Linked DNA regions of Homo sapiens: all the other regions are linked to region 2. A link is a contact called in ENCODE Hi-C or POLR2A ChIA-PET data. All regions are on one chromosome and are shown on one strand. Each heading gives the region's core, a stretch centred on a gene start or an enhancer-like site at or near the end of the contact. The rest is flanking DNA. Distances are from core to core; before and after follow the strand shown.

Region 1 (3,440 bases), core at 508-3,007, 150 kb before region 2:
CAGAGGTTGCAGTGAGCCGAGATCGCGCCATTGCACTCCAGCCTGGGAGACGGAGTGAGACTCCAGCAAAAAAATAGAAATAGCAAGTTCTTAAGGAGATGGGCTCTCGCTTAAGACTAATTGTATCTCAGTATAAGTTACTTTTTGATGTTTGGCCAGGAACAGGTTTTTTTGTTTGTTTGGTTGGGTTGTTTGTTTGAGACAGAGTCTGACTCGGCCACCCAGGCTGGGGTGCAGTGGCATGATTATGGCTCACTGCCGCCTCGACCTCCTGGGCTCAAGTGATCCTCCCACCTCCTAAGTAGCTGGAACTACAGAGATGTGCCACCGTGCCCGGCTAATTTTTGTATTTTTAGTAGAGACAGTGTCTCGCTATGTTGCCCAGACTGGTCTTGAACTCCTGGGCTCAAGTGATCCATCTGCCTCAGGCTTACAGGCATGAGTCACCATGCCCGGCCTAGGAACAGGTTTTGATGGTGGGAGAATAGGCACAAGCACAGCGGAAAATGCCTGGACTGAGCTTCAGGAACGGATGCTCGAACCTCCGCTCTTAGCTGACTGGCTGGTGGTCTTGGGCAAATCATTTGCTTCCTCTGGGCCTCAGGCTTCACTTCTGACTGCTGAGATATGGGCTAGTAAGGATCTGAGGGGATCATGGGTGTGACAAAGCTCCTTACTGGCTTGTCACCAAGAACATGGGGCTAGCAGGAGGGGCTGACACCATGGTGTCAAGGGTCAAGGAAGGGGCAGGCTGGATGAGCCCCTGGGACAGGAGAGTGGGCTAACCTGAGACCCTTGCGTGTAATCCTCCAGAATAAAATCTCTTAGAGTCTAAGAGTGCTTGAAAGATAAAAGCCACAGTTCTTGAAAAATGATTGTTTACTGTTATTTACTATGTACCATGGGTGCTTTAAGTTCTTTACGCATCAACAACTCCATGAGGTGAGTACTGTTATTAGCATTTTGCAGATGGGAAACTGAGGCACAGAGAAGTTGGTTAAGTGAGCTTCCAAGGTCGCACACCTGGTAAGTGGCTAGATTCAAACACAGGCAGTCTGGCCCCAAAAACTGTGTGCTTAACTTCTTCGCAACATGGTCTCTCCCACACTAGATGGAGTGCCAGGGGCTCAGAAAAAGCAAGCCACCTATCCCAGAACAGACAGCATTCATCTTTGATCCTCATCATCCCTGAAGCTTAGGTCCTGGAAGGAGGAGCCTCACTGGGTCTAGGGTCCGGGGCTCTGAGATTGGCCCTTGAACCAGCTCAACCTTTCTATTCCCCTGGCAGTAGGTCAGAGAGGATCAAGGGTGCCCTGCAGTCACTGTGGGCATGGAAGGCTCTGCCATGGCCTGATGAGTGGGCGTTGTTAGTGCCTTGGAACTTGAGTGGCTCCTAAGTGCTTGAGTTGTAATAAACTCCCACGCAGTCTGGCACACCGCCACCATTGTACAGTTAGGGGAAACTGAGGTCAGAGTGTTTAGGGAGCAGCCCAGGGTCACACAGGCAGAGGACACGCTTCATCCCTGAGCCTCCTGTCCTGCCTTCTGGGCCGCTTAGTTCTTGTGGGCTCCATAGGAAGATGAGATGTTGGGGACCCTCCCATGGATCCCTAAGGTGGCCCTGGCCTCCTCAGCCAGGACATTATTCCCAATATGGGGCCCTTTGGGAGGGCACATGGAGTTGGGGGATGGGGAGAGTACTGATTAAAAAATAGACTGTCACGCGCACGGAGAACAAGCATGCCACCACCCAACCTGAGCCAGTTGGCTCCCCCATGCCTGGCTGCCAGGCCCCACTCAGGTCTCCTGCTGGGGGCCCCGCCCACCATACCCTGGCTCTGGGCCTGAGGCTGAATGCTCCCATCCACCCTCTCCTCTCCCTCCTCCATCCCTGCCCAGCCTCCAGGCAGATGGTGCTCTTACTGAGCTTGGGTGGGCCTGAAGCTCAGCTGTGGACTTTAAGCTGTGCCAGGGGTGTCTGGCATCCCCACACACTGGCTGTGTGGCCTTGAATGAGCCCTTTCCCTCTCTGGGCCTCAAACATTGACAGAGTAATGCTGTCAATCAAAGTTCTTTCCCAGATTTCTTCTCTCATTTAGACCTGACAGACACTGCAGGAGACCCCACTCAGAGAGGTGACCTGCAGTGGCCACTCAGCTAGGGTGCAGCAGAGCAGAGGCCAGTACCCAGATAATTGTGCAAATCCCAATCCTGTACAACTCCGGGTGAGTGAGGTCACATGGGAGCATGAAGGCAGGAGGCTTTGCAGTCATGATGTGAGCAGTGTTTCATGCATTTGCTCTTTTACTTAGTCAACAAATGTTTATTCAGGCCCAGCTATGGCCGAGGCACAGGGGCATGGACATAGCCAAGGTCCCTGCCCTGCGGGGACAGGCAGACTGACGTGAAAACAAATCCTTATGGAATTACAAAGCTGATGAGCGTTTAGGGAAGAGGCAGAGAGTGTTGTGGCAGGAGAATGTGACCTCTGAGGGCCTTGGGACCTGTGAACAGACCTGAAGGATGAGAAGTGTGGTCAGAAAGGTGCAGCCAAGGGGGCAAGGGAAGAAAGAGCTCTAGGAAAAGGAGCAGCCAGTGCAGAGGCCCTGAGGGGAGAAAGTGCTGGGCTGGCCGAGCACTAGAAAGAGGGTCAGCATGGCTGGAGCCTGGCAGGCTGGGAGGTGAAGCACCACGACGGGAGCTGCAGCGCAGGGGTCAGGGCAGTGGGGCTGGTGGTACAGGGCCTGGAGCCTGCGAAGGGGCTTGAGGCGGATCATAGGAAAGAGGAGCATGCTGGTGCTGATCTAGGAGGTGGGTCTTTGCTCCTTTCCTTTCCTCTTTCCCTTGGATGTCCACCCTGATAGTGCTATCGACAGACCCCATTCATGCCCCCCCAGCCACTTCTTGAGGTGGCTAAATGCAGAGTCTGGGGCCCTCTCTCCCCCATCTCTTCAAGGAGGGTTATGGAGGCCCAGCAGGCCTCAGATGCAAGCTGGTGAGAGTGCGTTCCTGGGCAGGAGGCTGCGGTCACTCAAGCTGAGTGCCCCTGTTCAGGTGAGTTCTTATTTCCTTTTATTCCCTGTGGGAGTCTGTGGACAAAGGAGGGTCAGCTTGTGTCTGAATGAAGGCCGCCCCAGACCTACTTCCACTGCCTGTAACGGCTGCCTGTCCCCTGTTCCATTCCAGGCACCAACCCCCAGCCAACCCTGGAGCCAAAACCCCGGGATGGCAGGCAGGAGGCTTGCATCCTGAGCCCAGCTCTGCTGTACGCTCTAGGGCACACCCCTTTTTCTCCCTGGGCATCAGTTTCCCCATCTCTATTATAGATAAATACTCTAATTTTTCTACACTCGGTGTATGGCCCATGGATGCAGTATCAGCATCACCCAGAAACTTGTTAGAAATGCAGAATCCCAGGCCTCCTCATCCCAGACTTCCTG
Region 2 (3,538 bases), core at 51-2,550:
TCATCCCCTTCACTAACCAGGGAAAATGTCATATTAAGATTGTCCTCCTGTTGCAGTGAGCCGAGATCATGCCACTGCACTCCAGCCTGGGCGACAGAGCGAGACTCCGTCTCAAAAAAAAAAAAAAAAAAAAAAAAGATTGTCCTCCTTCAATCTTTTTTTACTATTAAATGAGAGCTTTGTATTAAACTATTCAGAATTGGGTTGTCCTTGTTTTTAGGTTCCCACACTATCTCTTTTGAATAAAACATGTTGTTGGGTGACAGCCCTTAGGGTTTTTCTCAAATCATTTCTCATGTGAATCCCCTTCATCCTCACTGTCCTTCCCTTAAGAAACTGGCGTGTGATAATGATGATTTAGAGGTCATTTCTGCTGACCTCATCCCTGAATCAGAGGAAACAGCATGGAGTAAGTTCTAAGTTCGGGGCCCACACCATATCAAATTTAGGCCTGGGGAAGGCAGTATGGCTCTTTCCAAACCCTCCAAAACACTACTGGGCTCCAAGACTGCTCAAGGTCTCACTGATAGTCAAGGCTTGTGCTCCTTTTTTTCAGAAGAGTAAGATTAAAGAAAACCACTGTGAATTAAAAAGTGTGGGTGCCAACATGGGACGGGAGTCCCCCCTCACTCCATGGATGACATAGAGGGGGCAGAAGATTACAGAATTGGCATTGTCCTGCGTGGAAGCTGGGCCACCCACAGTGGCGTGGGAAGCCTCTCAGATGCTGGATTCTAATGGGCTCTTGATCACCTTGGATTGGGCTATTTCATTGTTATCACAAAATAAACAGGATGCTCCAAGTCATGTTATGGCAGAGAACCAACCAGCTTCACACTGGTCCTCTAAACCAATCCTCACAACAGGACTGGGAGACAGGTGTTACCTTTCCCACTTTACAGAGAATGAAACAGAGTGGCAAAGCCTCCGAAGGACCCTACACTTCGGACATCGCAAAGCAGGATCTGAGTCCCGGCTCCTCTGTCCAAACCTACTTGCTAGGCTTTCTTTCCCATGTCTACTCTATAGCTGGAAAGGTCGTGGAGGACACATTTTAGGCCAACCCTCTCGGTTTACAATCCAGAGAGGGGAGACCCTCAGAAGCCAAGCGACATGTCCACGGCTACGCGGCGAGTGTGTGGCAACGTGGAAGGGGAGCCCGAGACGCCCTGGTCTCTCCCTTCTCTCGCAGGTTCCTTTCTCCCCGAACGCAGCCCGCAGGGGACGCTGGAGGAGGAGCTGAGCTGGAGTTGCCGGGGCCCCGGGACCGGGCGTTCCGGGGGCGGTCCCCAGCAGCCGCGCATTCCAGAGCCAGCAGCGCGTCCTGGCCGCTCCTGCGCTCTCCCGCCTCCCGGGGCTCGGAGGAGCCGGGGCACGTTCCAGGAGCTGCCTAGGGCTGAGGTTCCAGGCCTGGGGGTCGCTTCCAGCTGCCAGATCCCGTGCAGTCCTGGGGACCCTGAGAAGCACCGAGCCATCCCTGACCCAGGAACTTTCCGCAGACTCGCCGCCATCTGGGGTGAGTGGGGCCACCGGGGGATTGTTTGTGGGGCTCTGGCAGAGCGGAGCTCTTCGGATTCGCGACCTACCTCTAGTGCGGCCCCTTTCCCCGGGCTCCCAACGTTCTTCTTTATGTCCGGTCTCTCCTCCCCATTTCTCCCTTTTCATCACTTTTGTATTTCTTGCCCTCACCCCCTCCTTTTTCTCCTGCTGTCAGCTCTTAAGTTCGAGCCTCCTAGTGCACAGAATTTTGGGCCTGGGGGAGGCGGAGCTTGGGTGGGCGAACCCCAGCCCCACTCGGAGACTGGCTTCTCTCCGGGTCCGCTGCCCTTGCCTTCTCGGGAAGCCTCCTCCTCGGGCAGACTGCCACCTCCTGGCTCTCCAGGCCCAGCGTCAGGGTTCAGCGCCCGGGCCTGAGCACCTGCTTGGGCGCTGCGCTGGGTTTGGGTCTTTGCACTTACCTGTCCCGCTTTTCTCGAGGCCCCGTGTAGAAGGCGCCAGGAGTTTGGAGTCAGGAGTGGCGGGTTCCAGCCCTGGTTCTGTCACTAACTGCTTCACCATCCTTGTTTTTCCATCAGTGAAATTGGGAAAACATTTTCTGCGTGCAGAAAGCAAAGGAGAAAGGACATGAGCAAAGTATCTTGGAGAGAAGGCTTCCTTCAAGCTCCCTCCTGCTGGTTAGCTGTCCCTTTCCTGAGGACGTAGTTGTTCCAGTTGCTGGTTGTTTTGCTCCCTAGTCTCCCCCATGCCAGTTTCTTGAGGGTAGGGACTGCCTGTCTATCGTCATCTCTGAGGCATTCTCAGCTCTTGGAGCAGGGCCTGGCTAACAGTAGGTGCTCCATACATATGTACTGAGTGAAAGGATGAAAGGTGTAACCCCCCCCGCCCCCCCCACAAATTGAAACAAACCTCAGGGGCTGTTATTCTGATTGAGGGCCAGGCTGGGCTCTTACTTATGCAGCTGCACTTGTTTCTTCTGGACCAGCTGGAATCCTGCTGCACCTGGGGGCTGAGGAGTCTCCGGTTCATCTGTGGTGAATACTAAGGTCCTCAAAGCTCCAGGGTGTGGTGGTGAAGGCTGCGCAATCACACAAGTATCAGAGATTCCTTGAACATCTGCTATGATGCGTGCTGCTACTGCAGTGGCCACATAGTTTGGAAGGATTGGGGATGCCTGAATTAGGTGGAGGTGGGAGCGGGAAGAACAGGTACTCTGGGGGTTAGGAGACCCTCTGAATTACCCTAATGGAGGCATTTCCCCTCTCTGGCCCTTGTCTTCCCTATCTGTAAAATGAAGACATGGGAGTGGAACAGATGTTTGTCTGTGGTTGAGCATGACATGCTCTTTGGTTTATGCAGGCCGCACAGCAGCCATCTAGACACACGCAAAGCAGCACAGCTGAGCTTTAGGACATCATGTGCTTCTGCAGTGACAACTGAAAAAAACTAAAAAGTGTTTTCCTGCTCCAGCCGGGACCTCCTGTTCCCAGCTGTCCTGGGACTGTGAATCATGCTGTGGGGGTTACAAGTCATGCTTCATGAACTCTCCCACAAGTGACCTCTCCGAACCTCAGAACTGTGGCTCCATGACACTAAAGATCTGGGGAGTCCCAGAGAACAGCCAGAGAACCACTGAGTCGCGGTGAGGTGTTAGAGATGCAAAACAAATGAGAGACTCTGGGGGCCTGTGGTCAGGTCAGATCCTGGGCCCTTGGGGGTGACAGACCAAGGGGATAAGGGCCAGTCACAGCCTCAGATGCTTTCTCAGCCATACGCCAATCCTTTAAACGTTGTGCCTCCATTTCTTCTCTATGGATTGAAACATGCAAAGGAAATACCTCCAAGGAAAGAGAATATCTTGGTTGGGTGTGGCGGTGGTATAAAAAATGGGCACGTGTACTCACAAACACAGTTTATTGAGGTATAGGAGTAAGTGTTGGCATTGCGACACCCTGCCTTGTCCTCCCCCACCCTGACTGGCCCAGTAAGCGGAATGATGTTATAATGATCATACTTGCCATTTACTGAGTACTTACTATAA
Region 3 (3,290 bases), core at 407-2,906, 190 kb before region 2:
TCCCTCTTATAGGAGATGAGCAGATAGGCTCTGAGAAGTGAAATCGATGTGTCCAAGGCCACACAGCAAATTAGGTGTCCACAAATCTGTTTTCTCACCACTGTGTGAAACAGCCTCTGGAAAAGGGGCCAGAAGGCTTTGTTCCAGTCCTGTCTCTTCTGAGGTTTCTGTGTGACTTGGGACAAGTCATTGGGACTCCATTTTCTCTTTAGAAGAAAAGATTGGGTCTCTCCCAGGGGCAAAATCTAGCTATTCCCTTGCATTTTTGGGAAGGTCAGCCTTACTGAGCTGTGTTGGATATCCCTCCCCATACCTTTCTCAAAGCCCAATAGAGTTGTCAGGATGAACGCCAGGCCCCTAGGGGTAAAGTGAAGTAATTTTACAATGAGTCAGTGTACAGTATGAATTTTTTTAGTTTCAAAAAAGTGTGAAAACATGGTTCCATATTCCATAGAGGATAGTCCAAAGGCCTCAGCCTGACTTTATGGACCCTGGGAGCTTCTGGGACCTCCCATTCTGGTCTGAGGACCAACCTCCAACTCCCTCTTGAGCCAGCCTGGCCACCGGCCATATCTCCATGCGTGACTTTCCACTCTCTGGTGTGCCCCGGGGGTCGGGGGAAGCTGCGTGTTATAAAAGGGCCCTTAGTGAGTTTCTGGTACCACATAACCTTCCTGGAACTTTGTCACTACCCTGGACTTCTGCAACCCCAGCCTCTGAAGCTGGGGGTGTGTCTGCCAGGGGGAACTTCCCCTCCCCCAGAGCCAGCCTCAGGCTGCCTGTCCCCACCCAGAGGAAAAGGGGCTCCACATGTTGGGAAGGGAAGGACCTCTGCAGCAGCCATGGAAGAAAGTAGGTCTTGAGCATCTCAGAGCCCCAGACACCCAGGATTGTGGGAGTCAGAGAGAAGGGGATCTCAGTCTGTCTAGGAGAGTGGGGGAGAAAAACCATCCTATATGGCAGAGGTTAGGGGTGGGGTGCAGGAAGGGGGCAGGGGAGAGAAGAGGAGGCTGGGGCGGTGCTCCCAGGAGCTCCCAGGGGCCATAAAGTCAGTCTAATGAGGCCTTTGGACTTTATCCTCTGTGGAATATGGAACCTTTTTTTTTAAAGGTGTTCACACTTTTTGACATAAAAAAATTTGTATTGCACAGTCACTTATTTACAAAAAAAAGGCAGCAAACAATACAACTGAATTCTTAGTAAAAAATAAATTTTCCTTCCCCTCTCCCAATTCCTTCTTGAGAAGCAAACCCTTTTGACAGGTCTTGTATGTCTTTGGAGCAATATTCGAGGCTATATTGATTCAATGCATTCCATTGCTTCCTTTTTGTAAGTGGTAATGTACTATACACACCATTCTCTGTTCCAGTGTATGCTTTATAGATTTTTTTTTTTTTCTGGAGACAGAGTCTCGCTGTGTTGCCTAGGCTGGAGTGCAGTGGTGTGATCTTGGCTCACTGCAACCTCCGCCTCCTGGGTTCAAGCAATTCTCCTGCCTCAGCCTCCCGAGTAGCTGGGACTACAGGTGTGCGCCACCACACCCAGCTAATTTTTTTGTATTTTCAGTAGAGACGGGGTTTGGCTATGTTGGCCAGGCTGGTCTTGAACTCCTGACCTCAAGTGATCCACCCACATCAGCCTCCCAAAGTGCTAGGATTACAGGCAAGAACCACCACACCCAGCCTTACAGATAATTTCTGAGCAGCACATGTAGGTGTATCTCATTGGTTTTACCCCCACTTACTGTCCTGCCATATAGACGCTCTGCACGTCATTACCCATCCCTACGAATGGACCTTGACATCATTTCTAGCCATTTGCTTCCACAAACAACCCTGCGATGAACATATCCTCACGCATTCACCTTTGAGCATGTGGGCTGGTGTGCCAGCTGGATAACTTCCTAGAAGTGGTATTGCTGGTCAAAGGATACATGCATTTAATTCAGTATGTGTCACCACATTGTTGCCTAGAAGGTTTTGAGCAGGGGAATGACAGGCCCCCGTGGTCTGGTCAGTTGCTGCTAATGCATTTGGCAGGAGGTAGAAAGAGCAAATTATTGGATTATGAGCCACACAGTCTCCAGGTCTGAGATGGACTAAAGTATCTTCAAATGAGGGTTTATTCAGAGTCCCTGTGAGCCCTTTCAAAGCCCCCAGCTCTGTGCTCTCTGTAGTGCTCTCTGGAGCCTGGGAGAAAGGGATTCCAGTAGACAAGTTCCTTTGCTGTGGGGAGAGGTCCCCAGTTCACCAGTCATGCAAGGACCCACATCCCCCGCCAGGGGTGGCTGCAAACAACCTAGTGGGGAGAGGACAGGCTGCCGACAGCTGCAAGGAACGAAGTTCAGCCAAAGCCCGCGCAGAGGGCTGCCAAGAGTTTTTTCTTTTCATTTTTCCAAGCCTTGCGCTTTGGGCTGGGGCACAGTGTCATCCTCATGTTTCCTATTATTTTACAAGGCTCCCATCAAAGCGCCAGCCGCACAGGCTCTTTGATGTCTGAGCTGGAGCCTGCCTCTGCCTTGGGGAGAAGCATCTTTGCTGAGGATCAAGAGGTGAATGAGGCCTGAGATGGTCCCCATGCCTCTCCCCTACGTGCTCCCCTGGCTCATCTCCTGGCTGGGACCATAGGCCCCTGGAGGGGGAGAGAGGGACCGCCACAGCCAGCCAAGCTGAAAAGCCTCTAAGATAGCTCAGAAGGGGATGTGGAGGCCCAGAGAGGGCCAAGGGGCTGCTCCAGGCCACACAGCAACTTGGTAGAGCACTTCAGCTCTGGTGGTGATCAGACGCTGGGTGAGACAGCAGAGGGGATTTCTACCAGAGTCAAACCAAGCCTGGCAGGCAGCCTTTGTCTCTTGGTTTCTCAGTTTCTCCACCTCACGTCCTAGAAGTCTTTTGGGGCTGATACTGTGCATCTGAGGGTGGCGCTTGTGTGGGCTCTGTCCCTTCTAAATACGTGACCTTGAGCAAGTTACTTAACACAACCAAGCCTCAGCTTTTTCCTCTCTAAAATAAGATAATGGCAATTGTCAGCTTAGAGGGTCCCTGTGTGGGTGCAATAAGAAGATTCACAGAAAATACTTAGCACGGTGCCTGACACGTGAAGGGTCTCGAAAAGGAAGGGCTGTTATCGTTGTTGCTGGTAATGACAATAAAGAAGTGGGAAGGGGGCTTCTAAGGAGAAGAGGCTGGTGCAGCATAGACTTGCTGCTATACCTCCCCGTCCTCAGCCCAGTCCTGGTCTAAGAAGGGACTGGGGCCTTCTCTGCAATCCAGGGAATTAGCTCCTTTTCT

Evidence for each region. Hi-C counts contacts between places; a loop is a spot of excess contacts on that map. ChIA-PET counts read pairs that join two places held with the same protein, here RNA polymerase II (POLR2A). Pooled maps may share reads with other maps.
Region 1: a loop to region 2 is called in a map with no recorded cell type, with 3 times the contacts of the local background. The contact joins the enhancer-like site here to the promoter of SMIM3 in region 2. A Hi-C loop is called at or near these places in 8 of 37 single-sample maps with no recorded cell type and 10 of 50 pooled maps. POLR2A ChIA-PET finds 5 or more read pairs at or near these places in 4 of 52 experiments (A673, AG04450, HCT116 and 1 more).
Region 3: a pooled map shows a loop between it and region 2 (2.7-fold over the local background). The contact joins the enhancer-like site here to the promoter of SMIM3 in region 2. A Hi-C loop is called at or near these places in 6 of 50 pooled maps. POLR2A ChIA-PET finds 5 or more read pairs at or near these places in 4 of 52 experiments (H1, WTC11, activated naive CD8-positive, alpha-beta T cell and 1 more).

The regions. Positions count from the first base shown.
Region 1 is chr5:150,628,839-150,632,278 of GRCh38, forward strand. It overlaps a transcript of SYNPO not described here. Among named protein-coding and RNA genes, the nearest start is that of SYNPO, 10 kb to the right of the region's middle. Within about 2 kb of position 1,758, at least 7 of the 41 ENCODE cell types and tissues checked have a DNase peak (open chromatin) inside an H3K27ac peak, as active enhancers do.
Region 2 is chr5:150,777,457-150,780,994 of GRCh38, forward strand. SMIM3 (small integral membrane protein 3) reads left to right here and starts at 1,301. Exons shown (of 2, transcript NM_032947.5): 1 at 1,301-1,516. LOC124901110 reads right to left here and starts at 2,945. Exons shown (of 2, transcript XM_047417995.1): 1 at 2,451-2,945; 2 at 1-2,095. The coding sequence starts at 1,665. The coding sequence ends at 1,024. RefSeq lists a silencer at 1,196-1,385 and an enhancer at 1,823-2,684.
Region 3 is chr5:150,587,680-150,590,969 of GRCh38, forward strand. It overlaps a transcript of SYNPO not described here. Among named protein-coding and RNA genes, the nearest start is that of SYNPO, 51 kb to the right of the region's middle. RefSeq lists enhancers at 2,540-3,039, 2,587-2,786. Within about 2 kb of position 1,657, at least 13 of the 41 ENCODE cell types and tissues checked have a DNase peak (open chromatin) inside an H3K27ac peak, as active enhancers do.